Linked DNA regions of Mus musculus: all the other regions are linked to region 1. A link is a loop called in an ENCODE intact Hi-C map of the cell type or tissue named here. Cell type or tissue: heart. All regions are shown on one strand.

The links. Peaks named below come from ENCODE experiments on the same cell type or tissue, not always from the same donor. Only the 100,000 strongest peaks of a DNase experiment are listed, where the experiment ranks them.
Region 2: a loop joins it to region 1, with 2.4 times the contacts of the local background. A loop is called at or near these places in 2 of 42 quality-filtered maps.
Region 3: a loop joins it to region 1, with 5 times the contacts of the local background. A loop is called at or near these places in 16 of 42 quality-filtered maps.
Region 4: it touches region 1 in a loop (3-fold over the local background); 13 of 42 quality-filtered maps call a loop at or near these places.
Region 5: a loop joins it to region 1, with 3 times the contacts of the local background. A loop is called at or near these places in 4 of 42 quality-filtered maps.
Region 6: a loop joins it to region 1, with 4 times the contacts of the local background. A loop is called at or near these places in 8 of 42 quality-filtered maps.
Region 7: a loop joins it to region 1, with 3 times the contacts of the local background. A loop is called at or near these places in 14 of 42 quality-filtered maps.

The regions. Positions count from the first base shown.
Region 1 is chr19:53,006,495-53,010,494 of GRCm38, forward strand. It overlaps Xpnpep1 (X-prolyl aminopeptidase (aminopeptidase P) 1, soluble), which reads right to left. Exons shown (of 20, transcript NM_001374834.1): 7 at 3,574-3,669; 8 at 1,377-1,458. Among named protein-coding and RNA genes, the nearest start is that of Mir6407, 2.3 kb to the right of the region's middle. In heart, a CTCF peak has its summit at 1,675 (motif pointing right); DNase peaks (open chromatin) are centred at 1,727 and 2,067; H3K4me3 peaks cover 221 bases; H3K27ac peaks cover 3,293 bases.
Region 2 is chr19:53,205,016-53,209,015 of GRCm38, forward strand. The region is part of intron 1 of Add3 (adducin 3 (gamma)); the gene reads left to right. Gm52402 (a long non-coding RNA gene) reads right to left here and starts at 3,780. Exons shown (of 3, transcript XR_003952924.1): 1 at 3,721-3,780; 2 at 2,802-2,903; 3 at 2,300-2,362. In heart, no CTCF peak of the experiment used is centred here; no DNase peak of the experiment used is centred here.
Region 3 is chr19:53,367,427-53,371,426 of GRCm38, forward strand. It overlaps Mxi1 (MAX interactor 1, dimerization protein), which reads left to right. Exons shown (of 6, transcript NM_001008542.3): 4 at 2,116-2,230; 5 at 2,764-2,935. Among named protein-coding and RNA genes, the nearest start is that of Smndc1, 21 kb to the right of the region's middle. In heart, a CTCF peak has its summit at 2,472 (motif pointing left); a DNase peak (open chromatin) is centred at 2,465; H3K27ac peaks cover 917 bases.
Region 4 is chr19:53,226,622-53,230,621 of GRCm38, forward strand. Add3 (adducin 3 (gamma)) reads left to right here. Exons shown (of 15, transcript NM_001277100.1): 3 at 1-108. Among named protein-coding and RNA genes, the nearest start is that of Gm52402, 20 kb to the left of the region's middle. In heart, no CTCF peak of the experiment used is centred here; a DNase peak (open chromatin) is centred at 1,604; H3K27ac peaks cover 502 bases.
Region 5 is chr19:53,308,843-53,312,842 of GRCm38, forward strand. It overlaps Mxi1 (MAX interactor 1, dimerization protein), which reads left to right and starts at 1,664. Exons shown (of 6, transcript NM_001008542.3): 1 at 1,664-2,131. The coding sequence starts at 1,858. All of the region lies in intron 2 of Gm30541 (a long non-coding RNA gene), which reads right to left. In heart, a CTCF peak has its summit at 1,648; DNase peaks (open chromatin) are centred at 1,619, 2,979, 3,249, 3,879 and 2 weaker places; H3K4me3 peaks cover 2,774 bases; H3K27ac peaks cover 2,536 bases.
Region 6 is chr19:53,140,290-53,144,289 of GRCm38, forward strand. Add3 (adducin 3 (gamma)) reads left to right here and starts at 2,467. Exons shown (of 15, transcript NM_001277100.1): 1 at 2,467-2,800. In heart, CTCF peaks have their summits at 397 and 2,404 (motif pointing right); DNase peaks (open chromatin) are centred at 312, 1,272 and 2,242; H3K4me3 peaks cover 4,000 bases; H3K27ac peaks cover 3,842 bases.
Region 7 is chr19:53,235,675-53,239,674 of GRCm38, forward strand. It overlaps Add3 (adducin 3 (gamma)), which reads left to right. Exons shown (of 15, transcript NM_001277100.1): 10 at 920-1,177; 11 at 2,729-2,848; 12 at 3,733-3,819. Among named protein-coding and RNA genes, the nearest start is that of 1700001K23Rik, 18 kb to the right of the region's middle. In heart, no CTCF peak of the experiment used is centred here; no DNase peak of the experiment used is centred here.

The DNA of each region.
Region 1 (4,000 bases):
CCACGCACCACGATGCTCACCTACCCTCTCACTTTTGATTCACTGCACTTTTTTCTTTCTCTAGCCATCTCCTCTTACACACCCAGGACAGCTCCTAACGGGATGGTCCCACACTTACATGCCTGAATCCTTCAGGGAAAGGAGAGCTCAGCTTCTCAAGTATAACCCAGGGTCCTGACACTCATGCTAGCATCTACCACCAGCCCCAACACAGTTTACAGTCAATAAATGGGATGCCCAAATATCAGTAAGGTACAGTGATAAATACGTGGAAGAGTGTTATGATGAAACCCACTATTTTACACAATAAGTTAAAAAAAAAAACTGAAAAGAAATAAGAATGGTTTTGTTGTTGTTGTTGCTGCTACTGCTATTGCTGCTGCTGCTGGTGGTGGGTAGGTGGTTGGTTGGTTGGTAGGTAGATAGTTTTTTGAGACAGGGTCTCACTTTGTAGCACTAGCTGTCCTAGAACTATAAAGACCATGTTGATCTCAAACTCACAGATATCTGCCTACCTCTGCCTCCTGAGAACTGGAATTAAAGATGTGTGCAGACTAGTCCCTGCTCTAATTAAGTTTTAACTGTCAACTTGACACAGCCTACCACCATCTGAGAAGTGCAAATGAGCTAAGGGACTGTCCAAAAAGATTGGCCAGTGGGCAAATCTCTGGAGAATTGTCTTGGTTCAACTGATACAGGAGGGCCCAGCCCACTGCAGGTGGCACCATTCCCTAGGCAGGCGATTCTGTGCTGTATAAGAAAGCCAGATAAGCAAGGGCCTTCTTCAAGCTCCTGTTTGAGTTCCTGCCCTGGTTCCCCTCAACGATGGACTACGGAATGGAAGTTTAAGTCAAGTTTATCCTTTCCTCCCCTACGTGACTTCTACTCAGAGTGTTCTATCACAAGAGAACAGAATCCCATCCAATAGAAAGACAATGAAAGCCTGAAAGCAGTGCTCTGAAGTGATCCCTGGCAGGTCAACAGAGCAGAGACCAGGATCCCCCACGTCACTGCTGGCCTTTAGGACGCCTGGGGTCCAGAACCACACAGCTGAGCCTAGACGGCTCCCTCTGCACTGCCTTCTGGGAAACCTGAAACCTGTGTGGCCTGGGCAAGATCACACAGCAGGAACCTCATGAAGAACCTATGTTCTGATAGGCTCGTGTACTTATTTCTCAGTCTCGTGTTACTATAAATACTTCTGTGGATTTCAAGACATTTAGAGGTTTGGAGGGAAGAAGGCAGGATAAAAATAAACACCTGTCAGGGCAGACAAGGACAAAAGGACAAAGCGGGAGTTGCGTGGTGAGAAAGCAGCTATAGTAACGGCGGGGCGAGGACCAGGAAGGGGAGCCTGGGTGAGAGAGGACACTTACATGATCGTCTCTAGGCCTACGATCGCATAGGAGAAAAACACAGGATTGTGTTCCACATCTGACCCGCGGAGATTGAACAGCCCTAAAAAGGAAAGCATTTTCTTAAAAATAGTTTCTGTCAGCTGCCTGGCTCCCAGATCAAGCTTAACAGGTAGGTTTTGGGGGAGGGAAGAGTTTCTGCATAGAAATTCAGCTCCTATCAAAGGATTCCACATCTCTCAGAAAGGAGGGAGGGACCTTACACAGGGCTCCAAATCTCTGGAAAATTGTCTTGGTTGTCTTGGAGCTGTAGCTGCTGGGTTCTGCCACCTGAGGGCACCAGAACTGTTCCCTAGTTGGCCATGATGCAAGCCGAGGAGGGAGCAAGATCAGAAAACCCTAACCAGTGTCCCCCTAAGAGCTGAAACTGCTAACCTAGTTGTGGGCACCTGCCAAGCTCAGTGCTGCTGCACTACAAATTCTGGCACCACCACCACCACCCCCCGCCCCAACAAATATAAGGAGGACACAGCATTCTTTCCATTCCAAAACAAAGACCTAGGACAGAAAGACGGAGGTGGTGACCTAGAGACCCCGCTGCGCTCCATGGACACAGAGCTTCAGTAGTGAGTCAGGAGTCTGTGGTTGAGCCACACAGGGCTGTTACTCAGCTGGGTGGAGGGCCTGGCCCGAGCCAGGCCCAGAGTCTGATGAGGTCACCAAACACTTGAGAAGCCTGGTGGACAAGCAGCCTGTACAGGTCTGGTCCTGGCTGCCAGCTCTAATGCTTGCTCTTACAGATAAGAGAGCAAAAGGGCCAAGTACAAAAGGCTGCTGCCTGTATGCTAAAATAATGGCTCCTCAAGGAAAAGCAGGAAGGCTTAACCTCATGCTGACTCCTTTTCGGTTTCTTATGTTTTGGAGACAAGGTCTCATTGTATAGCCCTAGACAGCCTGGAACGTGTTACATAGTCCAGGCTGCCCGAGAACTCAGATTCGCCTGCCTCTACCTCCCAAGTGCTGGGTTAGAGGCGTGCGCCCCACATCAAGCTTACTACAAGCTTACTACCTTCTTCTGAAAGGAAAAAACTGTAGGGCTGCTGACATGTGACGGAATGGATGTGCCAAAAGTCCTGCCACATGCTCACCCTTACACTCACAAGACTACCCGCAAAGTCACCCAGAAATAGGAAGACGAGAATCATCAGAAACTAAGAAGTGTATGAGCCATGGTCCTGATAAGAATATCATAATAACTTATAGAGAAACTGGAAATAGCCCAGAGGCCTCCATATGGAAACTGTTAGGCAGAGTGGAGTTTAACCATTTGATGGAATTGTCAATGCTTAAATTACATTTCTGTTTGTTCCCAGCGTGCTGACACATTTAAACACCAGGCGGAATGAATGACAGACACACAGAAATGTCAACAGTGGTCATCACTAGGGAGCAGGACTCAGAGAAGAATATTCCTCAGTGGCCTTGTTTTCCTTCTACTTCCTCTGCCCTTCGCAGTTTTTCCTAAATGGCAACATATTTGTCTTATATTCAAGGGGAGAAAGCACTTTGGTGTGTTTTTCCCTCTGACGCAGGGTTAGTGAGAGACAACAATCACAGATGTCTGACAAAGCCTGTGGAATGGAAGAGGCAGGGCATCCCAGGGTGGGCTTTCTTTCTCTAGTGGGGAGATAAAACACAAAAGCCTCTTCCAGTCAGAGCAAGACAGGAGGGAGCATTTCAGTCAGGCTCCTCAGACTCTGGAAGATGACAGATTTTTGAACAACTGCACAGGGCAAGGGTGGTGGAAAGTCAGAAGATTAAGGGAAAGGGCCTAAAGACTGCTCAGTTCTTAGGTTTTCTGAGGTAAAAACTTTACTAGAATATTCTCTCTGTGAAGACCTTAGAAACGATGTAAGTATAAAGAGAGGGCAACACAGAAAGTGTTTAGGAGAAATATTCTTCCTCAGAGAAGTCACAGTCCTTCAGACTGTGAGGCCAGAGACAGGCATCACACAAGGGTTTGCCAGGAGCCCCTGGCTGTGCACTGCCCACCTGGAATGCTTCCTCCCCTGTGTTAGCTGGCATCTGCTCTCTGGTTTCAGGACACTGCTGCAAACTGCCTCACCATTCAGAGAGCTGAATGGCAGGAACACACAGACTCCCAGAGGCCCAAGGAGGAGATCTGGTAATGCCTCCGCCGTGGAACCGGAGTACTCACATGCAATCTCGTCTAGGGCTGTGACTACAAACCACGCGATGCTCCTCTCTGCCATTTTCAACCGGAGGTCTGCAACCTTCTCCTTCCACGAGATGCCTGCAAGGAACAATGTGCTTCTGACGCCTCTGTGATCCCGGGAGGCCAGAAGCCGAGTGAAAAGGCTTACGCCAAACACTCTTACACAGTACCACTTCTTACGGCAAGCACGCAGCCTGTCCATCCCTTCAGAAGAACTCTGCCAAGTCACCTGACTGCCATGAGCCCTGACTGCCTCACCAGGAACATGTTTATCCCACAGATGCCCACGAAGCATCTAGACTTGCCAGGCACGGGTATCTACCAGGGTCTTACTGCTCGGGGCAGTTATGGCTCCGGACATACCCAGGTCTCCTCAGAGGACTTCATCCACAGGGCTGCACATACAGTT
Region 2 (4,000 bases), 200 kb after region 1:
AGCGATGGCTCTGTGCTTAGAGCACTTACTGCTCTTGGTTCCAGGACCTACCTGGCAACTCACAACTATCTATAATTTTGGCCTCAGGGGACCTGATGCCCCAGGATGCATGAGGTGCACAGACATACATATAAGCATCCATACACATGAACATAAATAGAGGAAGATTTTTTTTTTTTTAGTATAGAATGGAGTTTATTCAGGGCATGGGGAGGGGAGTTAAGAGGGTAGTAGAGCCAGAGAGAGAGGGAGAGAGAGAGAGAGGGAGAGAGGAGAGAAGTAGAGTAGAGGCCAGCCATAACCACGCGGAGAGAGGTGAGGAGTGAGGAGAGAGGCGGGGCAAGAGGGCAAGAGCGAGGGAGGCAAGAGGAAGAGGAGGAAGAGGGCAAGAGAGAGGGAGGCAAGAGGAAGAGGGGGAAGAGGGCAAGAGCGAGGGAGGCAAGAGGAAGAGGGGGAAGAGGGCAAGAGAGAGGGAGGCAAGAGAGAAGAGGAGGAAGAGGGCAAGATCGAGGGAGGCAAGAGGAAGAGGAGGAAGAGATGCTTCAAGGACAGAGAAATATTCTCTGTGGTGGCCGCAGTACCACTCCTCTGCTTAGAGAACACTGGTTTACTTTCTGATATCAGAAGTTACTTAGTAAAGATTTTAGTTAACTTGAGAAAAACAGAGACCATCTTACTGTATTAGGCCCATAAAAACGATCAAAATTTAAAGTATAGTTTATGTTGCATATATATTGTTCTCACAATGTCACGTGGTTTCTAAAATGTGAGTCCAAACCATTCTAAGCTGGGAATTGCCTGTTTCCTAAGGAATATCAAACTTCAGCTTTAGGCCTGGCAAGATGACTCAGCAAATAAAAGGTTTGTTAAACAAAGCTGTCAACCTGAGTTAGATCATAGAGCCCATCACAGAGGAGAGGCCTCCTGAGGTTGTCGTCTGACTTCTGCAGGCGCACCTGGGCACACACATCCACACATCCACACACACAAATAAGTCATAAGGTGGAAACTTGACATCTAAAGGATTGAATTTTGGCAAATAAAGATTTTGAAAAAGTACAAATGTGAAACAAATTTCTGGGGCCAATCAGGAATCTCTTTTATGGACTTCCCTTAAAGCCCTCGTCAGGCTTCTGGGCTCCCTTAAAAAGCATCGTCAGGCTTCTATCCTGGCTGGTTATGACCAAAGAATACTGCGAAGTAATTTCTAGGCACTATTCTCTGGATTTAATGTGTCACACATCCTGGCTCAGCACGGAATTTCCAAGAAGAAAGCAGATCAGGCTATGATTCTGTGGGTCTTCTTACTGCCCAGTTACAAAGGCTGGAAGATCTGTTCAAATCAGACCCTTTGTAGTAAAAATCTGTTGACTTTTTTTTCACCAGCAGGATTTTACCAGCTGTGGTAAAGAAAGCCAAATCTCCAGCTGAGATCCCTGAAATAGAGCAAAGGCTTTGTTAAATGTTTGTGTGTATTTTACTTCACTTTTGTTTTATTTTTAATATTTGTGTACATGTGTGCTTGTGCATATGTGAGCGTAAGTGCCTGCAGAGGCCAGAGGGTCCCTGGAGCTGGAATAAAGAGGCAGTTGTGAGCCTCCCAGTGGGTGCTGGAGCTAGAACTCAGGTCCTCTGCAGGCGTAGTATGCTCCAGACGGCTGACCATCGCTCCAGCCCCTTCCTCCCCTTTTTTTTAAATTGGATATTTTCTTTATTTACATTTCAAATGTTATCCCCTTTCCTGGTCCCCCACCCCTGAGACCCCTTATCCCATCCTCTGTTCCCCTGCTTCTATGAGGGTGTTAGCCCACCTACCCACCCAACTCCTGCCTCCCTGCCCTGGAATTCCCCTACACTGGGGCATCTATCGAGGAATCACAGGACCAAGGACCTCTCCTCACATTGATGCCCAATAAGGGCATCCTCTGCTACATATAAGTCTGGAGTCATGGGTCGCTCCATGTGTACTCTTTGGTTGGTGGTTTAGTCCCAGGGAGCTCTGGGGGCTCTGGTTGGTTGATATTGTTCTTCCTATGGAGTGCAAACCCCTTCAGCTCCTTCAGCCCTTTCTCTAACTCCTCCATCTGGGACCCTGTGCTCAGTGCAATGGTTGGCTGCATATCCGCTCTGTATTTGAAGTAAGGCACTTTGTTTCATTTCCCCATCTGCAGGCCTCTCCTATCCCCACTGATCACAGTGATCCCCCTAGGAAGAGACACAGAAGTGTGGTATATGGCAACAGTTCAGTTCTCTAGACTTTGGGGTAAAAGTTTCCTTGACAAACGCAACTCACTTTTAATGATGTGCCTTGTAGGATGTATTTCTTCAGATTGAAGAGAATTGGAAATTTTTTTCAGTATACCTATAATACAAGAATTTGGGAGATGAAGGCAGGAAGCCCAAATGTTCATGGCCAAAACAAAACAACAAACAAACAAGCAAACAAAACAAAAACACACACAAAACAAAAAACCAAAATATTTTTAGCTTAATAAATAGAAAGTGGGAATTGGGGGAGGTTTTCTGTATCACTTGTATTTTTAATACTCATTTAAATTTTTTCTGAGTCTGGATGATGTGCCGTAATACTTAGGAATGAACTTGACCACTTAGGAATGAACTTGACCTCAAAATTAACTTATGAAAATGTTAAAAGCAAGTAGTTTTGATTTTTTTGAAACTCAGTCCTGTACAAAGAATGAAGTAGACTTAAGCTCACGATGGATGGGGGAGCTGGTCCTTGTCCCCAGGAGGACCAAGTGGGAATGAGCCAACTATCTGAGGGATTGCTAGCGACTAACCTGTGAGCGCTGAGTCTTTCCTGAACCCCGGATCTGCAACGAGTGCTCACCTCATAACCCCTCACTTCTCGTGGAGGTCATGTTCTGGATTGTTTCCTGGATCTAGGAGACGCAGTGACAGAACTAACCTGTGAGGGCCACACTCATGTCACCAGTCCTCTCTTTCACCTTGCTCATCTGGTCTTCGAGCCATATAATCTCTTCCCTGACTTTCCTCATTTGACACAGTCAGGCACTATAGGTCAGGTGTGTCTGGAATTTATTGTGACCTAAGCTGACCTTGAACTCAAGTGCTGGAAATACAGGCATTATAAGCCAATTTTTCCTCTATTTCTTTTCTTTTTCCTTTTTCTTTATTTTTGTGTGTTTGGTTGATTGGTTGGTTGTTATTGTTTCTCCTCTTGTAAACCAGGCTGGCTTTATGCTCCCCACCCTCCTCCGTCTGTCTCCTGAGCACTAGGAATGTCTGTCACCTGCCTGCCTGGCTTTCTCAGTGTCCCGGCCTTGTGCATTTGCTGTGCTGTACTTAACGCTTTAGATCCTATCCTTTCCTTCCTTCCTTCCTTCCTTCCTTCCTTCCTTCCTTCCTTTCTTTTCTTTTTTTCTTTTTTTCTTTTTTTCAAGACAGGGTTTCTCTGTGTAGCCCTGGCTGTCCTGGAACTCACTCTGTAGACCAGGCTGGCCTCAAACTCAGAAATCCGCCTGCCTCTGCCTCCCAAGTGCTGGGATTAAAGGCATGCGCCACCACGCCCGGCCAACGCTTTAGATCCTAACATAGTCTTTTCCGAGCTTGTTTGATGGTAAAGCTTCATGCTTTCAAACTAACGCTTACTTAGTTTTAGAGGTAAAATGAAAATTTCACATTTTGCTGATAGCCTATAAATGATACATAGCAGCTATGTATGCAGTTGACACCTACAACTTCCAGAACACTCAGCAGCGTTTGTGTCGTGCTCTGCACCTCTCCTCTAAAGGCTCCTCACCCCGAATACTTTTTTCTTTTTGCTTAGAATTCAGAATTGTACGGCATATACTTCCGTCCTTTATGACACCGTTTATAGTTGCTGCATTGCACTCCTTAATCCCCCATCTCCTAATAGTGTCTGTCCGTGGAAAGCTTGTTCTCATGCTTTATTGAACAGTAACAGATTTGCAAGTAATATATTAACATATATAAGGTGTGTGGCTATGAGGAAGTG
Region 3 (4,000 bases), 360 kb after region 1:
CTTACTACTGAGTTACATCCTTGGGTTTGCTATTTCAGTGAAGGTTTTTTTAGCAAGACAAAACAGGTGTGACTTAGCCTTTTTAGTCAGTAGAAAACTAGTTTTAAAACCTAAAATGTTGCCAGGTGTGGTGGCGCATGCCTTTAATCCCAGCACTCGGGAGGCAGAGGCGAGTGGATTTCTAAGTTCAAGGCCAGCCTGGTCTACAAAGTGAGTTCCCGGACAGCCAGGGCTACACAGAGAAACTCTGTCTCGAAAAAAAGGAAAAAAAAAACCTAAAATGTTAAAAGATAATTTGCTGCACGGACAAACTTTTGGAATTGAGCAGTTTGAACAAAATCGGCAGAAGTGTTCCTCTGACATACTTCCTTCATTTTTCTGGTTGCTTTCTTTTGTAGAAGGCTGAATTCAGAGCAGAGCCTCTAATTAATAAGAAAATGGCCAGCATGTGTGTCACCCTCGAGCCGTGTCTTATGGAGCGCAGTTAGGCAGAAACCACAGTGTAGAATCCTACTGTAGAATCCGAAGGCGCCTTCACATGGTGCGTGGTTTTAATGGTGATTCTGGTCTGCTTAGCAAGAGGAGCCTGCTCGTGTGCAGCTCCTCAGCGGAGAGATTTAGGTAGGTAGCAGAGCAGAGCAGCCTTTAACTTGTTAAATACAGAGAAATCGAAGCAGTCTTTTATCTGCATTAAGTTGCAGAGTCAAGTGCTAGACTTGAGATGGCAGATTCGGTAAAAGGACTAGAAATTCGCTTCTGATTGTTTGATGATTGTGGCTGGGCCTGCCTTTATTGGCCAAACCTCTGACCTCACTGCCCTCAATCACCCTTGCTTGTCAGTGACACAGGTGACCACTTACACCTTTCCCGCCCCTCTCTCAACTCCTGCACTGGAAATTGTCACTTGACATCACTGTTGTGTATTAAAACTCAAAGTCCCCTTTGAGAGGAAAGTGGGGGGCTTGCGTTATCCCTGATACAGCTGAGACTGTTGTAGAAGTTCAGTTACAGCCCCAAAGGAGTCCACGTGCTGCACGCAGCTGAACTGTCTTGTTTTAAGATTTATATATATGTATATGTATATGAGTACATTGTAGCTGTCTGCAGACACACCAGAAGAAGACATCAGATCCCATCACAGATGGCTGTGAGCCACCATGTGGTTGCTGGGAGTTGAACTCAGGACCTCTGGAAGAGCAGTCAGTGCTCTGAGCACTGAGCCATCTCTACAGCCCCCTGCTGAACTGTTAGCGCTTGGTAAAGAACAGACTCAAAGGTGGAGAGCAGCAGAGTTTGGCACCTCCCATTATGTACATGGTCATAGTTGGAGACCACAAGTGTACAAGGCTCTCCTGGAGCATTTCCAGGAGAAATTCCCTCTGACTTTCCCAGAGAATGGTCTGTCGGAGAATTCGGGACTTTAAGCAAGTAATTCTGTCACCTGTGTTCCTTGTGGGGAAAACAGGGTAGCTCATGAGGGCGGAAGGGAAAGGAATGAGCAGCAGCCCGCTCACAACACAGGTGTGAAACCCACCACCGCAGGCACAGTTTTGTCGTCCATGTTGCGCTGGACATGAAATTGACGTTTTATAAAGGACTGAAAAAATGTTTGAAGATCAGGAAGTGTTCACGTCCTTCTGCCTCTACATAAACAACATCCAGCCCTCTGGGATGGCTGCGGTTACTGAACAGTGTGGGTGCGTGCCTGTGCGTGTGTGTGTGTGTGTGTCTGTGTGTGTCTGTAAAATTAAAAGGTGGAAGGAGGTGGAAACCTTAGTGCGTTTTATAGCTCCTTGAGGTACCGTAGCTGAAACCGGTACTCCAGCCTGTGCTCTCAGGCATTGGGAAACCAAGCTCGATTGCTTTAGTAACAGCACAGCACGGAGCTTATGGAGCGGCCTAGACAATTCGCTGTCTGACAGAGTTCATGGGGGCTGATAATCTAAAGTGACTTCTGTCTGCAGGGCAGAGTGGTGGGGCGGGAGGTCGGCGCCACTACCGTGCAGGTACTTTAAAAAGTTGGGAGTGAAATATGGCTGTTGGCTAATAGCTCAAAGTTGCTGTGTGTGTCTAGTGGCTCTCCAGGCTGTGCTGATTGGCTGATATCTTTCTTAGACGAGCTCACCTGCGCCTGTGTTTAGAACGCTTGAAAGTTCTGATCCCGCTGGGCCCAGACTGCACCAGGCACACAACACTCGGTTTGCTCAACAAAGCCAAAGCACACATCAAGGTGAGAATCTTTCTTTCCATATTTGCACTGATTCCTGTGTGTGTCGTGTACAGCTCACTAGACCGTCCTCTTCTTCACTAACTGCCCTCCAGAGAAACGGCTGTAAAATCTCACCAGCGATCCAGTGGGGCAGCATGATGCGAATAAATGAAAAAAATTTACAGCGTGGCCATCTAGACCTGAGAATGCTGGGGAAGGTCTTTCCGATACCCTGAAGGAAGGCAGCTGCGCCCTCTGGCGGAGATGCTGTTATTTGGCTTTATCTCTCAGTAATTTTCCACTGAATACCACATTGCAGGAGGTTTCTCTTTGTGGAACTTACCTCACAGACTTTTATAGTTCACTTCATTTGTTCAAGTAACATAGCATCCATACAGGAAAAAGACCACTGTTTTTATGTTTAAAACGCAAGTGTTTCTCAGTATTTATATATGCAAGGGTACATACATACCCACATATGTGTATTTGTGGCAGGAATTAGTTTTACTGTACTAGACTGGACTACAGGTGTGAATAAAACATCTTCATTTTAGAAACTTGAAGAAGCGGAGAGGAAGAGCCAGCACCAGCTAGAGAACTTGGAACGAGAACAGAGGTTTTTAAAGCGGCGACTGGAACAGCTGCAGGGGCCTCAGGAGATGGAGCGGATACGAATGGACAGCATTGGATCAACCATCTCTTCAGATCGCTCGGATTCAGAGCGAGGTAGGCAGCTTCTCTTTCTAAGGAAGTCCTGAGTCTCCGAGACGGGTGGGGGCGGGGAGACTGTAGACACTGCATCGGCTCTCACTAACCAATGTAGTACTGTCGTCTAGCTTCTGTTGTTTTGGTGCTAGAGAGCAAACCCAGCGAGTAGCATGTGCTAGGTTAGGAAGAGTGAGCCCAGCCGCACTCCCAGCCCCCAGCTTGGGCTTTGTGCACCCTAACATTCTCTGGCAGTGCCTTTGTGAACCACAATTTTTTTTCATATATGTATATACATTCTTTCTATTTTGAAATAAATTTTAGACTTAGAAAAAGTTCTGTTTAAAATATGCCAAGTTCTTGGGGGCTGGAGAGAGGGCTCAGCAGTTTAGAGCACTGACCGCTCTTCCAGAGGTCCTGCCTGAGTTCAATTCCCAATTCCCAGCGACCACATGGTGGCTCAACAACCATCTGTAATGGGATCTAGTGTCTCTTCTGGTGTGTCTGCAGACAGCCACAGTGCACAGTATACTCATATACATAAGTAAACAGATCTCAAAGGAAAGAAGGAAGGAGGGAGGGAGGAGAGAGAGAGAAAGGAAGGAAGGAAGGAAGCAAGGAAGAAAGAAAGAGAGAAAGAAAATGCAGAATTCTTACCATGAGAGAGGGACATGGCTTGAAGCTATATTTCATGCAAGAAAATCAAAAGCAAACCCCTTAAACCTACTTTATGATTAGCTTATTTTAGTTACTATTCAGAATTTGTTGATGAATCCATAGAAATCCATAGATCCACCTATGATCTATGATAGAGAGTTGACACCACCAAAAAATTCGGATGCCTAAACATAAATTTTCTATCTTTAATTTTATTTCTCCATGACCCCAACCTCTTTAAAGCAACCCTGATTAATAAACAGAGCTGTGAATTAGTTTTTGGTTTAATGTAAAACAGATGTTGTTAAACCACTTGGGTTGGGATCTTTTAATATTAAGTACTAATTCCCAAACAGGCCAAGCGCTTTTAGTGGGAGGTCTAGACGGACTGGCGTCAAAAGGGTTTTAGTAAACTTGCTGCCTAAATTA
Region 4 (4,000 bases), 220 kb after region 1:
AAGAGCAGATGAAGAAAGGCCACAACCCAAGCGGCTTATTAGCGTTACAGCAGATTGCGGATTACATCGTGACCAGCTCCTTCTCGGGCTTCTCCTCGCCCTCCCTGAGTACGCTTGCTCTCCCCGTTGGGATGCTTGCTTTCCTCTGCTGCAGAGCACTGTGCTCCTTAGCAACGTGTTCCTGTTCAGCTATAGGACGGATAAGTAGGTCTGGTGCTACCGCCTGCAGGACCAGCGCTCAGCAGTGACGGCAAAGGGTCATGAAACCAAGGCCAGCCTGGGAAAAGTAATGAAGGCCACAAGAGGTCTAGAGATGTTGTTCAGTGGCTGGTACTACTCACAAGGCCATAGGCTCAGTCCCCAGTACCTTTTAAAGGCTACTAACATCTGATACTTAGAGTAGCATATGAGCCAGCCACTGAGGAAGCTTTTCAAGCCTTATTAAAATACTGTAAGGCATGGTCACTCTCCCAGATGGATGTATAATTTAATTAACCCTGGAGGACCAGTGTAGTAATCTATGATTTTTTTTTTTTTTTTGACTCACAGTTTCCAAGTGGATTCAGTCCACCACGGCAGCAAAGGCAACCCAGCTCTGCCTGTGAGATGAGAGCCGCAGACGGCAGCTCCTCACACACACACACACACACACACACACACACACAGCACAGCACAGGGAGCAGACAGAGAGTGGGCCTGCCCCTGGTGGCCTACTTCTCAGCAGCTGCAACACTTCCAAAGGTTGTATAGCCTTCACGATAGGGCGCAAACTGGAGACCACGCATTCAACATATAATCCGTTAGTGAACATTTCAGAATCAAGCCATAACAAGAACTGTAGAAGAAAATGTTCAAAAGCCATTCACAAGAAATTGTCCGTTCCCCTTTTCCTATGGCCTCATGTTGATTGTTGTGTGAAGAAAACTGACGAAGGAAGGAAGAGGGCCAGGTAGTCAGATCTGGAAGGGTGTGCTTCTGAGAGCATCGTATAAAGGACCAGGCGTTTTACTCATTGTGTAGCTCATTGCTAAGAGCAGCAATTTGTGTCTCTGAACTCCCTGGAAGTGCTAAGACCATGGGCTGGACGTTCTAGTGTTTCAGCTGTAACCATATTCAGAGCCTTTGCAGTGGCGGGCAGGTGCAGAGGCCACATAGGGCCAGCAGACAGCCTCACGGAAGACTCAAGAGATAAGGGGCTTTTCTTTGTTTTATGTATCCCCGCTGTCTCTTTCTTTTGTTGATAGAGATTTCTAAGTCATATTTTATTGAATGTAAGTCTTTTCTAAACACTTGAGACCCAACAGTAGGAGGGTGCCAGGTGGGGCGTTTGTAGAACTCCAAGGGCACCATTGCCTTGGGCCTGAGGGTCCTGGGGTAGCAATCTAGGGAAAGGACGTAGATCCGACTGAAAAGACTCTTCACTGTTAGACCCAAGCAGCTGCCAGCAGAGAAAGTGAAAGCCCGAGTGAAGAGGATTAGTGGCTGCTGTTCTGCATGAGTGCCAGGCAAGGAAAGGAAACTGAGTCAGATCATTGAAAGAGAGAGGCCCGTGCCTGCATCAGCTGTGTAGTTGTGGGTCTATGAGGGAGGAGAACCCTAGAGAGCTTAGAGGCAGACCAGACCTGCTGGGTACAGGCGCGTGAGTCACCTAGCTTGCAGAGACACAGTCTGCCAGCAGAAACAACAATTCAAAGCTAGAGCTATTTTAAGCACTCTGTTACAGTGGGCATTTGTACTAAGCACTGTTGTACTAAGCACTGTTGTACTAAGCACTGTTGTAGAGACAAGGACTACACAGGCAAGATTCTCTTTCCCTTGGAGTTAGGAAATTACACTAAATAAAGCAGGTGATCAGACAATAGGGCATTGCCATGCCAAGAATTACAGTATGGTGATGTGCTTGGAGAGTCTGGGTAGTACATACATGAGGTCATCCTGGTAAGGAACCAAATCGGAAAGAAGTGGGGATTTGATTGGGCTCTTCAGGGAGCAGAAAGATAGCGGCCTGAGTGCCCTCTGAGGGGACAAATAGAGCAGAATTAGACAAGAGCAGAGGCAGGGCACATGATATTTAAATGTGTTGTGATGTCATCATGGCCTGCTTTGGAAGTTGGCATCTTGTTGCTACCATAGTGGGAAAACATTTTTAAATTGGAGTGATTTTTAAAGGCGCACTAGATTTTCTGTGCAAGAATGAACTTGAAGATTTCATAGAATTAACAAGAAAACTAGGAAGAACCAGGGTTTAGGATCTAGTTTGGTTTGGGAAATGAAAGAAACTTGTGGCATGTTTGCTTTGAGTTGCTGAGATGCCACAGCCATTGAAAATGCAGTTGAGTGCTTAGGAGAGTGTCTTGCAGGCAGATCCAGAGAAGTGCCACCCAGGCCACTGTACCACATGGGGAAGGGACTAATGCAGACTCGCCCCTCTGAGCATCCTAGTTCCACATCAGGAACATGTTTGTGGTTATAGGTGACAAAACATGGTAGCAGGAAAGCCATATCCCATATCCCAGGAGTGACTAGAAGTCAGGAAGTGCAAATGGACCCATTTGGAAGATTTTTGTGGCAGTGTGAAAACAGAGAAGTTATGTAAGAAGTAGAAGTTATGTAAGAATAAAATAATGGTGACTATAAAAATTTATTAAAAATTAAAGTATTTTAGCTGGGCACAATGGCTCATGCCTTTAATCTCAGTACTTGGGAGGCAGAGGCAGGCAAATCTTTGAGTTCAAGGCCACCCTGGTCTACAGAGTGAGTTCCAGGATGGTTAGGGCTACACAGAGAAACCCTTTCTCTGAAAAATTGTTTTTAAGTATTTTGTTTGGCCTATACATGATTGAAACTGTTTCTTTGGAGTAGTTTGCAATATTGCAAATTTTGATGATCTCTTACTTTGAACCTACCATTTATTTTATTTTTGAGACAGGATCTCATGTTGATCTCATGTTCAAGCTGGCCTTGAACTCATTATATAGTCAAAGATGACCTTGAACTTGTGATCTTGCTTTCTCCACCTCCCAAGTGCACAGGCTATAGGAATGTACTACCACACACCACCAATTGGGTTTCTCTTTAAAAGTTCTTACAATTTAAGCAGTGCCACAGGCAGGAGCAAGAAGTGGAAGAGACTTGCTGCAGTATCTACAAGTGAGTTAAGACATAGACCCAAGTTTGGAAAGTAAGGAACCATGTGGAAGCAGTGAACCGTGGTTAAGTTACCACTGGTGACCAGGAAATTTTCAGAAGTAAAGACTGGAGCACACTTTTAATCTCAGCAATCAGGAGGCAGAGTTAGGCAGATCTGTAGGAGTTCTAGGCTTGCCTGGTCTAGATAGCAAGTTCAGGCCAGCCAGGGCTACATAATAAGACATAGATAGATAGATAGATAGATAGATAGATAGATAGATAGATAGATAGATAGATAGATAGATAGATAGATAGATAGATAGATTTTTAAAAATAAAATTTAAAAATAATACTGAGTAAAGATTGCTAATTGAGCTCATAGACGTTGTAATGTCAACATTACAGGAATAAAGAGAAGAAAGCAAGAAAAGTGAGAGTAGAATCACTGTGGACTTGAGTTGTGTATGTTACTTTGTCACGGGCTGGAGAGATGGCTCAGTGGTTAAGAGCACTGACTGCTCTTCCGAAGGTCCTGAGTTCAAATCCCAGCAACCACATGGTGGCTCACAACATCTGGAATGAGATCTGACCCCTTCTTTGGGTGCTATCTGAAGATAGCTACAGTGTACTTAGATATAATAATAAATACATCTTTGTAAATAAATAGCTAGCAGGATGGAGGAGGAGGACCTGGTCAGAGAAGATGTTCTCACAGAATAGCACCAGACAGTGTGTGAGTGTGTGAGTGTGTTCATGAAGAGAAGTAAAGGAGGGAGGGGTAAAACAGAAGCCTAAACTCAGGGAAGGCAAAGGAGAAAGGGAGGACCTGGGAAGTAGATGATAAGGGAGGGAGCACTCTGAGGTCAGCAGG
Region 5 (4,000 bases), 300 kb after region 1:
GGGAATTGAAGCTGGGTCCTCTGGAAGAACAACCAGTGCCCTTAGCCTCTGAGCTACCTCTTCCCCTATTTATGTTTAAACGTGTGCATGTGTTCCTGGGATGAACTCAGGGCTTTGTGCACGCTGGGCAGGTAAGCTGCCCTACCACTCTGTTATATTCACAGCCTAGTTTTATAATATTTTTGAAAGCACACAAAGGCCTTCTTGCAGGTCTATGTGTGTGTGGGGGGGGGAGTGGGGGGTATACACATGAGCTGTAAATGTTAAAGAGCATTTTGCAAAGAAAATATTCTTTGTTAACAAAGTTTCCATTTTCAGTCTTTGTGACAAAAGTATAGGGAAGTGTCTCTGGGCTGGTGAGGACAGGGGGCAGCACAAGTCCAGGTCCCCTTACGAGGTCAGTCTGGGTAGATTCCTTTTAGAACTGTTTTCCAGTGAAGTGCAGAAAAGTCTTGTTTACCTCATTCATTCTGACTTAGATTCAAGTTACAGCAGCAAAGGGGACCTAGGTTCCAACTGAGAAAGTTCTCACAGAGGGGCTGCCATTGTAGCCCAGTGTGAGAACACTTGCCCAGCAGGCACAAAGCTTTGATCTTCAGGAACAAAACAAAACAAAAATTCTTAGTATGTGCCCAAGATGTTCTAGGTGTAGTTTTGACTTAGTTCACGAAAGCATCTTCTCAGAGGTTTCAGGGATGTGCAAATTTTGACCAGGAAGGGTTAGAGGATTTGATTTGTTCAGTCTGCTTGAGTAGGCCGAGAACTCCAAGCCTTCTTTACCAGGCTATCCAGGTGTCTCCCACACTCTGGTCAGGCAGGCCTGGTGGCTCCCAGTGGCAGCAGTGAAACTGTTGGAGGGAGTAGGGGATAAAGACTCCAGGTGTGGGAGTGGGGAGTGAGGGAAGGAGGGAAGAAGAGGTTCCTAGGTTGCCACTTCTATCTAGGGGGCACTCTGTCAAGTGAAAGGGCAGGCAGTTGTAGTGACGCCCTGCTGTGAGCTTTGCACAGCTGGACTGAGTGAGTGTGGAGAGATGCTCACATCTCCTCCCGCTTCCTGGAAAATAACTTTGCATTTGAAGGGTTGCAAAGGAGTCGGTAAATCTGAACCCGGACAGGGTAGCCTGGAGACTTCCTCTGCTTGTGTGAAGGTACACACAGGTGTGTGTGTGTGTGTGTGTGTGTGTGTGTTCGAGCGTGTGAGGGGTCATGTGTAAAATGTTTGTGTTGGGAGGAGTTTCTAGTTACATGTGATGTTTCTATTCTTCCCGTCAGAATTGGGCTTTTATTGTTTGATTTTGAAATAAGGTCTTTTTTATTTTTTTAAAAAATGCCTAGCAGCTATCATTTATTGGGGACCTCCTATGTGCCAGGCATTGTGCTGAATTTATTTTTCTGTAAAGAAAAATTGTTTTTATCCAGGTCCACCTAGAGACATCCGAGGGTTTTTTTTTTTTTTTTTCCCATTCTTATTAAAGCACAGTGCTGTCTACGCAGCTAGGATTTGCGGAGAGGCGGGGAAGGGTGCTGGATAGGCAGGGGGCGGGCCCTGCCTCCCTAGCCGCCACCATTTATTTTGACCGGTCAGATGGCATCGGGCTCGCACTAGGACCCAGGCGCCACAGCGCCTCCGTCCGTCCTGTAGGTTCATTCAATCTCCCATACACACAGACCCACACAGCGAGAGCGACACACACTCACACTCACAACCGCACGCAGCGAGGCTCGGGAAGTCAGTCAGGCCGGCTCCTTGCCCCGGTGCCTCGGTGACTCCAGCAGGCCGGGTCTCCCAGAGGCCCTGCAGCTCGGCCGGCCGCGCAGCCCCGGACAAGGAGCAGCTCCGCGGACCCCCGTGCCTCCATGGGCAAACGCGGGCGGCCGCGCAAGGAGGCGCGCTGCGAGGGCGCGGGGCTGGTCCCCGTCGCGCCCCCGGCCATGCCCCCGGCCGCGGCCGCGCCCCAGCCCCCGGCGCAGCCGGAGGAGCCGGCGGGGGCCAAGCCCCGGTGCCCCTTCTCGGACATTTTCAACACCAGCGAGAACTCGATGGAGAAGCACATCAACACTTTTCTGCAGAACGTGCAGATTCTGCTCGAGGCAGCCAGCTACCTGGAGCAGATCGAGAAAGAAAACAAAAGTAAGTTTGGGGGCCCCGACTGCTCGCCTGCGTCCAGCTCTTTCTTTCTCACCCCCTTGTGCGACCCCTGTCGCTTACTCGGTTCGCCGCCGCCCCCCCGCAACAAACACACACACACACACACACACACACACACACACACACACACACACGTACCCTCGGCAGTAAAGCCGATGACACCGGAGAAAGGACACGCACGCACGCACAAAGCTGCTAAAGATGTAACAAAGACAGCGAAGGGGAGAGGGAGCCTGTCGGTGCCTTGGTCTGTCGGTCTCCAGCAGGCCCGGAGGACGGCCTGGCCGAGGAGTGGGGGAGTGTTGTTGTTTGCTGACAACTGGGCTGAGAGGCTGCGAGCTCGTCTCTCCGAGGTCGCCTTTCTTCCCTTTTTTTTTTTTTTTTCCTCCTTTTTCTTTCCGGAGCCTACTCCGGCAGACAAGTGTTTTGGTTTGGCTTATGGTTTTGGTTTTTTTTTTTTTGTTTTGTTTTGTTTTTATTTTTTTGTTTTGTTTTGTTTCTGTTTTTGTCGCTCGTTCCAGGGTTGGGTGGGGATGAGAAGCTGAAAGTTGGAAACCGTTTGCAGAGCTCAGGGCTTCCAGAAAGAAAACACAGACACACATTACAACAATAACAACCGCCACCACCGAACAGCTCTCCGCGCCGTGGACTCCGGCTCTTCTTCCTGCCTACTTCGTTTCTCCTTCCTTCCACAGCAGGACTAGGCTCAGGCCATCGTGTCCACAGACACAGTTCCCCTGTGCCTCCTTGCCTCTGGGATGCCACGGCCTCTGGTCCCCTCAAAGAAACAGGCCAGAGGAACCAGGCAGCGCCGGCAGCCCTCCCTGGACCTGCGGTCCTGCGCGCGCTGGGGTAGGGAGGGGGGGACTTGGCGAGGGGGACGTGGCTAAAAGCAAACTTTAGGATTCCGCAGAAACAATAGTTGGGGGAAAAGGTGTGGGCGGTTGTGTCCATTTTCTTTATTTTCAGAGACGCACAGGACGAGCAAGGCAAACGCCTTACAGGGTTCCGTCCACCCCCACCCCCCCCGCACTCCCCCCCAGGTGGAGACCGATGCTAGGAACCCCACCCGGGCCTGGGCTTCCTCTCTGTATTTGTTTCATTTTTGTCCCTGCCCATTGGAACCCCCAGCTCTCGCCAGGCATTCGACTCAGCAGCACCCTAACGGGGGCAAGCGTGTGCTGCGTCTCCAGCACCATCAGAATAATAGCTGTGAGAAGGAAGATCGGGCCAAGGGAGAGAAAGACTCACGGAGAAGAGAAAAACGAGATGTGTAATCTGTCAGAACAAGTAGGAGATCAATGGGAGAGAGACCCGATTGCAACGTGTCAGGTCTTGCAAGACCCCCCCCCCCAACACACACACACACACACACACACACACACACACACACACACACACACGCCAGCCCTCAAAACACAAAAACACCTTCCCCAAATACACCCGGGCCTTTAGGGTTAAAGTAACCGAGTATCGCCAGCGCAATTTGTGGGGACGGGGTAGGACCAAAACAAGGATTTCTGTTGGGAGGTCTGTGGTGCGATCTTTTCTTTCTCTGTCGCCTCTTTGCTCCGAGTGCCTGCCTGGCTTGCCAGAGGCACATCGCCGTCAGGCTGTGTAGCCGAGTCGCTGAGCGATTATTCACCCGGGTGTGTGTGTGTGTGTGTGTGTGGAGGGGGTGCACTCGTCTGGAGAATAGTTTCTGAAAAGCCCAGCTAGTAGGGAGCTGGGTGAAGAGGTGGTTTTGTTTGGTGTGTTTGCTTTTGTTGCAGGGGGAGGGGCGCGATTTCTGTAGTCGTCCCCCTCCCGGATCCCCTCTGTCGCTGGAGTCTGTCCCGTGGCGCCGACTCC
Region 6 (4,000 bases), 130 kb after region 1:
AAAATTAGTGCTTCTAGCATTTCTCATTGAGTCGCTCCCTTCACCCAGTTAATTTTAACCTTGACCTCCCACAGCTGTACTGTTTTGCTCAGTCTAAAAAAAAATTTCCTGATCTTCCTCTCCCCTCCCACCCCCCCCACCCCCCCGCCCTTTACATCTGATGAAGCAACAGTGGAGAGGAAAAACCAAACCCATTCCTTTAAGAGAGATTCTGCCTCCTCTCTTCTAAGCCAGCGCCTCACGGCAACCGTGGAGTCTCTAAGTCACACACTTTACAACTCAGCATTGGGAGAAGCAGCAGCCGCCGCCGCTGCTCCGCGGCTGCAGTGGGTTCCCGTGCAGCACTGCAGAATCCACACCTAAGCCGGGGAAGACGGACACACGTCGGCTCCCCTGCTGGCAAAGCAGCTTCGGATCGCCTGCAGGTAAGCACATCTCTTTCCCATTTTGTTCATAACGCGTGGGAAAGGCAATGGTGGCAAAATGCACTCCCCATCAGCCATGCTTAAAACGTTATGTGAATCTGCAGTCCTTTGGAGGTGGGTTGGGGTCTACAGTTCTGTCTGGCACACACACGTTCTGGGTAGTGGAGAGACTATTATATGATATGTGATGCTACAGTACTTTTTTTTCCTCTCTTGCTATGCGTAAAAAAGGCTAACCTAATGCATGCAGAGCATTTTTCTTTTTCTTTTTAAATGCAGAAAACACAGCCACTCCCAATCTCGCTCTCAAACACTGCAGATATTTTTAAATGGCAAATAAAATGATGGGTTGAGCGCTTCCTAGATGCCGTTTTTTCTCCTTAAAGCTTAGCAAGACTTCCCCCACGAATGTTGAGTGTTTAAAAATAAGAAGACATGGTCTCTCTCTCCTTTTTAGAAAAAAAGCAAATGGGTGATAGTGGCAGACTAAAATTTCTATAGCTTTAGTCCAGTGGAGAGAGAAAAGGAGGATAAATGAATTGCAGCGTTTGCCAAGAACGCTATTCATTTGCCACACTTCGTATGTGGGAAGAGGAAACTACATTTTAATTAGCACATTTTTTTTTGGGAAAGGGGATGAAGATGAGGAGGCTGGCGCGAAGTATTTGAGGGGGAAGAGAGCCTGCAGATGAGGAAGGAAATGAAGTGGCCTGTCGCCAGTGCCTTGGAAAGGACGGGAGATAAGGGTGGGGAAATGAAGTTTGCTGTGTGTGTTAGGGTGGGGTTAACCCCAGGGACCATGAATCACTAGAATGGTGTTGGGAGGAGTGTGCTTGAGGGTGAATTCGTGCAGTGGAGAGGGCATGTGTGCCGGAGTGGTGTGCAAGTCGTGGGTGGCAGAGGAGAGCAGCGAGCGTGTGCCTGGAGGTCTATTTCGAGAATAGGTTGGGGTGAGAAACCCGTCTGGGAGGCGGGGGTGGGCAGCCCAGTGTCACCTGTGGAGGGATCCCCGACTCTGCAAATGAGTGTTGCAAAGTTTGCCTGGCTTTAGACAGATTTTGAAGGCTGCTGGCGGAGCCTAGACTTTTCATCTCCCAAGAGGTCAGCTCTCAGAAGGTTTAAGAGGCAATTAGCCAAAGTAGGAGTGCAGAGTTTGGGCTGGTCCAAATGAATATAAAGGCCCTTGCCCCGTCCCTCTGTGGGAGTGAGTGAAGGCGGGAGGCTCCCCCAAACGCAAATATGCTGAAGAGAAAATCGAGGCCCCCTCCTGTGGGAGCCGAGCTGAAGTCCAACTATTGTGGCCTCTCCCCCCAAAAACCCAGCGGCCTCAGTGGGCCACAGAAGCTCAATCTGAAAGCTACGGCTCAGCTGAGATTCACTGGGTGGGGGAAGCACGTTAGGACTGGGGAGGTAGATGTTTCCGTGGCGTCACCCTCCCACTCTCAATCGGGTTTCTCTCGGGGTCGTTTCCTTCTCCGGCAGCGGATCGGAGCTGCACTGAGGGAGGAAGACCTTGCAGAGGCGCCAGGCAGGCGCCCTGCAACAGGCCCTCCGCCTGCGGAGCACGTAGGCCCCCACTGCCGCAGCTGCACGGATACGGAGCTTGCAGCTCGAAGGGGGGCCTCGAGGGGCGGGGCCAGAGATCTCAAGGGGCAGCAGAGGCGGGGCCTGGACCTGCGAGAGCCTGTTGGGGGCGTGGCCTATTAGGAGCGGAGCAAAAACGCTGGGCTGGCGAAGGGCGGAACCAGGGGCACGCTTTTGAGCTACGAGGGCCCAGCCCGTACTGGGCGGAGTGAAGGCTGCTGGGGCGTGGCCTATAAGAGGCGGGGCTAGAGCTCTCGGGCCATGGGGCGGGGCCTTGAAGCTGGGGTACTAGAAGGGTCAAGCCTGTAGAGGGCGGAATCAAGAGCCCTGAGGCGTGGCCTGTGGTAGGCGGGGCCAAGGCGTTCAGGCCTGTGGGGCGGGGCCTTCGGGGTGCTAAGCGAGACTAAGCCTGTAGGGGGCGGAGTCCTGGACCCTGTGGAGGCGGAGCCCAAGGGGCGGGCCAGAGGGCGTTCGTGGGGAGTTCGGCTGGTCCCGCCAGAGCGCGAGGCGCCCGCCGGTAACGGTCGTGCGGGCGAGGGGCTGGAGGGAGAGGAAAGGGCTTTAAATGATGTTTTGAAGCAGCGAGAGCTAGACGCGTCGGCGACCAGGTGTCGCCACTTCCCGCTGCCGAGGGCTCGGCGTCCAGGTCCTGCGTCTCCACGCCCCCTCCCTTCCCGGCCCTCTCCTCGGGAACCGAGCGAGCGACGTTAAGAGGCGGCTGCGGCGGACCGGGCGGCCGCTGCAGCCCGGCGGTGGCGAAGGAGTGGGCACAAAGCCGGCTGCGCTGCGAGGTAATCCTGCGGGAGCGGAGGGCCCGGGGTCCCGCCGCGCTTCCCACGCCGAGGGGGCTTCGGACTGGCTGGCCGCGCGGCCTCAGGTGAACCGTGCTCGGGGCGGGAACGCGAGCCCCACGGGGCCGAGGAGTGCAGACCTGGGGGCGAGGAGTCGGGGTGCGGCGCCGCAGAGTGGGCCGGGACTCACCCGGGCGTCCCCGGCTTCCCCCAGCGAGGGCGTGGGATTGCAAAATCCTGTTCTGCGGGGAGCCTTGCTGACCCCGAAGGTGCTCGCGGGGACGGTGGGAGGTTCCCGCGCTTGGAGAAGGTGGAAGAAGACCGTGTTGATTTGTTGTTTTCTTTTTTCTTCTTCTTTTTTTTTTACCCCCTCGTGGCTTAAGAAACTTCAGTCACAAGTTGAAATTGTTCAACCACTTTATCTAATCAGTGTGACCCTCCCCAGCACACACACACTAAAAGTGCGCACGAGCACGCGCGCGCGCGCGCACACACACACACACACACACACACACACACACACACACTATAACCTTTCAAGCATTCCTGATACTTTATTCTTCCTTGCGGGGTGACAGCCCAGTTGGCAGCAGATTTGGTTTGCTGGTGTTTGGGGCACTTCCAACCTCTTTGGAGGTATGTAATAGCTGAGGCAAGGCCACTATTAAACCAGGCCTCTATTAAAATGACAAGAATGGCCTCAGGTGAACTTTTTTTGTTGCAGAGATTTAATTGCAAGTAGATGCCCGTTTAAAGTGGGAGTGTAAGGAAAACCACTAAATATCCTTGGCACATGTGCTCTTGGAATTGACTTTGCTAGAGTGGTGTGGGATTTAGCTCAGCCAAGAGGCTTTGAGTGAGGATTAGGAGCCAGGCTCAGGAAGGAATTGATAAGACTCTGGGGCTTGGGATGAGCTACATAAACATGTGTGAGTTCTTTACAGTGATTTATAAAATTATAGAAATTTTAGAGTTAGCAGTATGAAATGATTGCCTTTCTTAGAATGGACTCCATCCTCAGTGTGCTGAACATGTACTGATTTGGGTTTTGGCAGACTTCTAGTAAGAGTACAGTGTAATATGTCCTTTTAAAATGAAGTTACTTGACCAGTAGAATGACCTGTGTATTTAAGGTACAAGGCTGACTCATTGATAGAATTGTTTCTTTTCGAGCACTTCTGGAAGATGTTATAGCTAAAT
Region 7 (4,000 bases), 230 kb after region 1:
TTTCCTTACGTTTTCTTCTATAGTTTTGCAGGTTTTATTGAGACATAATGCACAAAGCTCAAAAGTTTTTAAATCTGCACAACAGAAAAAATATATCTTTTTCCAAAGCTAACCACATTGTCTTTATCCATCCCTTTATTGATAGACACATAGGCTGATTCCCTATCTTATTGTGACTAATTCTGCAATAAAGACGGAGGTGTGAGTACCTCTCAGCCTACTGATTTTCCTTCCTTCTATCAATATCCAGGAAGTCGTGAGGTTACTAGATTATGGAGTAGCTATATTTACTTACTTTAATAGGATGAGGATCCTCCGCACTGCTTTTGATGTTGGGTGTATTAATTTCTAATCCCACCAGAACAGTGCACAGGGACGTTTGTCTCTTCCCTCTTTCCCTTAGACTCATCTCTGGTCTGCCTGACACTAGACACCCTGACAGATGTGGTTTCATTTGCATTTTTCATGGACCTGTGCATTTGAGTGTGGTCCTTTGCAGAACACTCAGGTCCTTTCCTTGTGTTTCCTTAATAGGTAGTTTTTGCTTGTAGCTTTTATTTAGCTTCTTAGATATAGGATATTGACCACTTAGCCACATGGCATGGAAGATGTCATCTGAGATTGATTACCATCCTCAGTGGAGGGTTAGGAGACAGGTTCTCTTTAGACCTAGGAAGAAAGACTCCAGCTCTGTTTTCTCAACACCAGTCTCCTATGTAGAAGTCAAGACAGTTGGATAGAAGTTGGAATGCCAGCTGCAGCCACTTTCAATCATATCTTGAAATTGGCTTAATTTCAACTCCAGTGTTACATGTCTTTCATCTGGGGACTCTTTTTGAATCATTTGCTTAATGCTATAGCACCGAGTGCTTTGTTGGTACAGGCTCGCTTGCTTCAATGTGGCCGTTGCCTCCCACAGGGCTACAGAACAGGCTATGCGTACAGGCATCCTCTGGTCCGAGAGAAGCCTAGGCACAAGAGTGACGTGGAGATCCCTGCAACCGTGACTGCCTTCTCCTTTGAAGATGACAGTGCTCCACTCTCTCCCCTCAAGTTCATGGCACAGAGACAGCAGCGTGAAAAAACAAGATGGCTGAATTCACCAAATACTTACATGAAGGTGAATGTGCCGGAGGAGTCTCGGAACGGGGAAACTAGTCCCAGGACCAAAATCACGGTACGCCTCCATTCTGCAGAGCATTGCCTTCTCAAAGTGACTTACGTAATTACTCTCGAGTTGAATGTCCCACGCCTGAGCTATTAGAAAAGTAGGAGACACTGCAAACACAGTGCCGCTGTCATTTATCAAGTATTCACTTTAAGGCTCTGTTCTAGACCCCGTTCATGGATAATCTCACTTTTTTTTTTTAAGATTTTATTATTATATCTAAGTACACTGTAGCTGTCTTCAGACACACAAGAAGAGGGCATCAGATCTCACTACAGATGGTTGTGAGCCACCATGTGGTTGCTGGGATTTGAACTCAGGACCTTCAGAAGAGCAGTCGGTGCTCTTAACCCCTGAGCCATCTCTCCAGCTCCTCACTTTCTTCCAATACAAAGTGGATACTTTTTTCCCTCCCTTTTTAGCTAGAGAATCCAAAGAGGCTGACTGGGTTTTAGGGTAAAAGCATAGTTTGAGTGGCAACACTCTGTTGAACCTTCTTGGTAAGCATGCATTGCACTGCTGTGTGGCTGGTGCAGCCCAGTGCACTCAAACGTGAACCCTTCCAACACCAAACTGTGCCTTAGTTGCGTAAGTTAGCATAGTTATATAGTTACTTTTAGGGATCACCCTGTAGCTAGAGATGGGTTACTTTATCTGTTTTAAATGTTTTAGTTCAGATTTGGTTTGGTTTTGAAGTACATACCACCAAAGTTACTTAGGGTTGGGAGAAGTGAGAAGGTCTCACTGTGCAGCCCTGGCTGTCCTGGAACTTGCAGAAACCTACCCATCTTTGCCTTCTGGGTGCTTGTATAAAAGGCTGGTTCTCTAATTCCCAGCACCACCAAGCATTCCTTAGCTGCTTAAAATGAGTTCACACTATCATATAAATAAATCAATTCAATATGGAAATGTTTAGACATTTATTTTACCTGTCTATAAGGTTTCTTCAGGAAAAAATAAGTAATTAAATTGATAAGCTTCCTAGAATTTATTCAATAATCAGAGCTTGCCGGTCAGCAACCATGGTCTTGCATGAGCCTCCTCTAAGGGTGAGAGTGTAGGGTGAGAGGTCCTTCAAACCCTGTAGTTCCATTAGGACCGCATGCTTCGAGCCTTGTCCTAATGTCAACCAAAACCAAAAGGTGTGCACCTTGAAGACGTTTCTCGAGTGAGTGAGTGTTTCCATGACTTGCTGGCTGTTGTTACCCTGTGAGATTCACTGCAGGAGACAGAGTCCAGATGCCAGCCAATCACAGCCATGTGTGTGTCTGTCTATAGCAGTTTCCACATCCTGCTTGCATCTGTCAGGAGGAGAGAGCTTTAATTAGAAGTGTAATTAATTACTCATGTGCACCATGATGGCCTTTGCTTCATCTAAGTGAATGTTTTTGTGAAGCTGCTCTAACTGGCATGAGATAGGAGTTAGCCACCAAGAAACTGCTTAGTAAACTACAGTTGGCAGTAATAGGCCCCCATGAGATTCAGCCTGGCTACTCAATGTCGAATACTTCTTTAATGCAAAGCTTCACTCTAGAAATGATTTTATTCTTTATTCTTTAGTGGATGAAAGCAGAAGACTCCTCTAAAGTCAGTAGTGGGACACCGATCAAAATTGAAGACCCCAATCAGTTTGTTCCTTTAAACACAAACCCGACGGAGGTGCTAGAAAAGAGAAATAAGGTAAGCCACAGCTCTGTGCTCATAGGAGAGACTTCTTGAAGGGGACTTTTGGGCTACTTTATTGGGTTCTGTTAGCTACCACCCTTCCAACCCTTATTCACCCCAATCCCTTCCAAACCCCCAATACTAGGGGGTAGAGAAGGATAGAGGGGAGAGGGGGTAGACCTCTTTAGACTTCTTCCTGCGGCTTAGGAGCATTGAGGTCCTTGGGGCAAGTCCAGTCTCCATCATCAGGATATCTCCAACCAGCAAGCCACCAATAGCAAACTCAGCAGCAGAGACAGCAGCAGGGGAGGGTGGGCGGTGCTACAGCAGCCACCCCAGGCCATCTCAGGCTCTCGCATTTATACCCTCTCAAGAGTCCCCAGAACTCTAAACTATCTGCAGCTGGCAAAAATCACAGCCCTCCTAGAGCACAAGACAGTCACAGTCAGTGGCTCCATGTCCCACCCCTGGTATGAGAACAGAATCACATTACATAGCGTAGCTGGGTGCTTGAAGAAATTCTCAGTACAGTTTTTACCCTGTTCCATGGTTAAATCACCAGGGGTGGCTTCTAGGCACAAGTTAGAAGTTTGACTACCTAAGTGCGTCAATGATAGCTTAAGCTCAGCTCTGCGCTGTCATTAGTGAGCAGGCTCTGTGAGGGGAAAATCCTCAATGCCTGTGTGCTTTAAAGTCCAATTCTCTCACAGGGAGGACAGGAGGACACTGAGCGCCACGGGGTGGGGATTAGTGCCAGCTAGCGTTCAGATGGTGGAAAGGGCTTCGTGGAGATGAAAATTAAAGAGACTCTTTCTCGAGCATGTAAGACAACAGCTTTTAGGAAAAGAGCGCAGCGGCCATCTTCATGGTCACCCCAAGAACTTGTTCTTTGCATCCAGATCCGGGAACAGAATCGCTATGATCTGAAGACAGCAGGGCCGCAGTCTCAGCTGCTGGCGGGGATCGTTGTGGACAAGCCGCCTTCGGTAAGTCTGAAGCGCTGCGTCTCGGGCTCCACCCTCCACAGAAAGACTTCACGTTTTCGTTTTCTTCTTTTTTTTCTTACTGAAGTTGCTGTAAGTAACTGTTTTTTAAAAAAATGAAAAGAACCCATAAAACTTAGATGCCACATTTCATCCCAGTGTTTAGAGGCAAAGGTGAACTTAC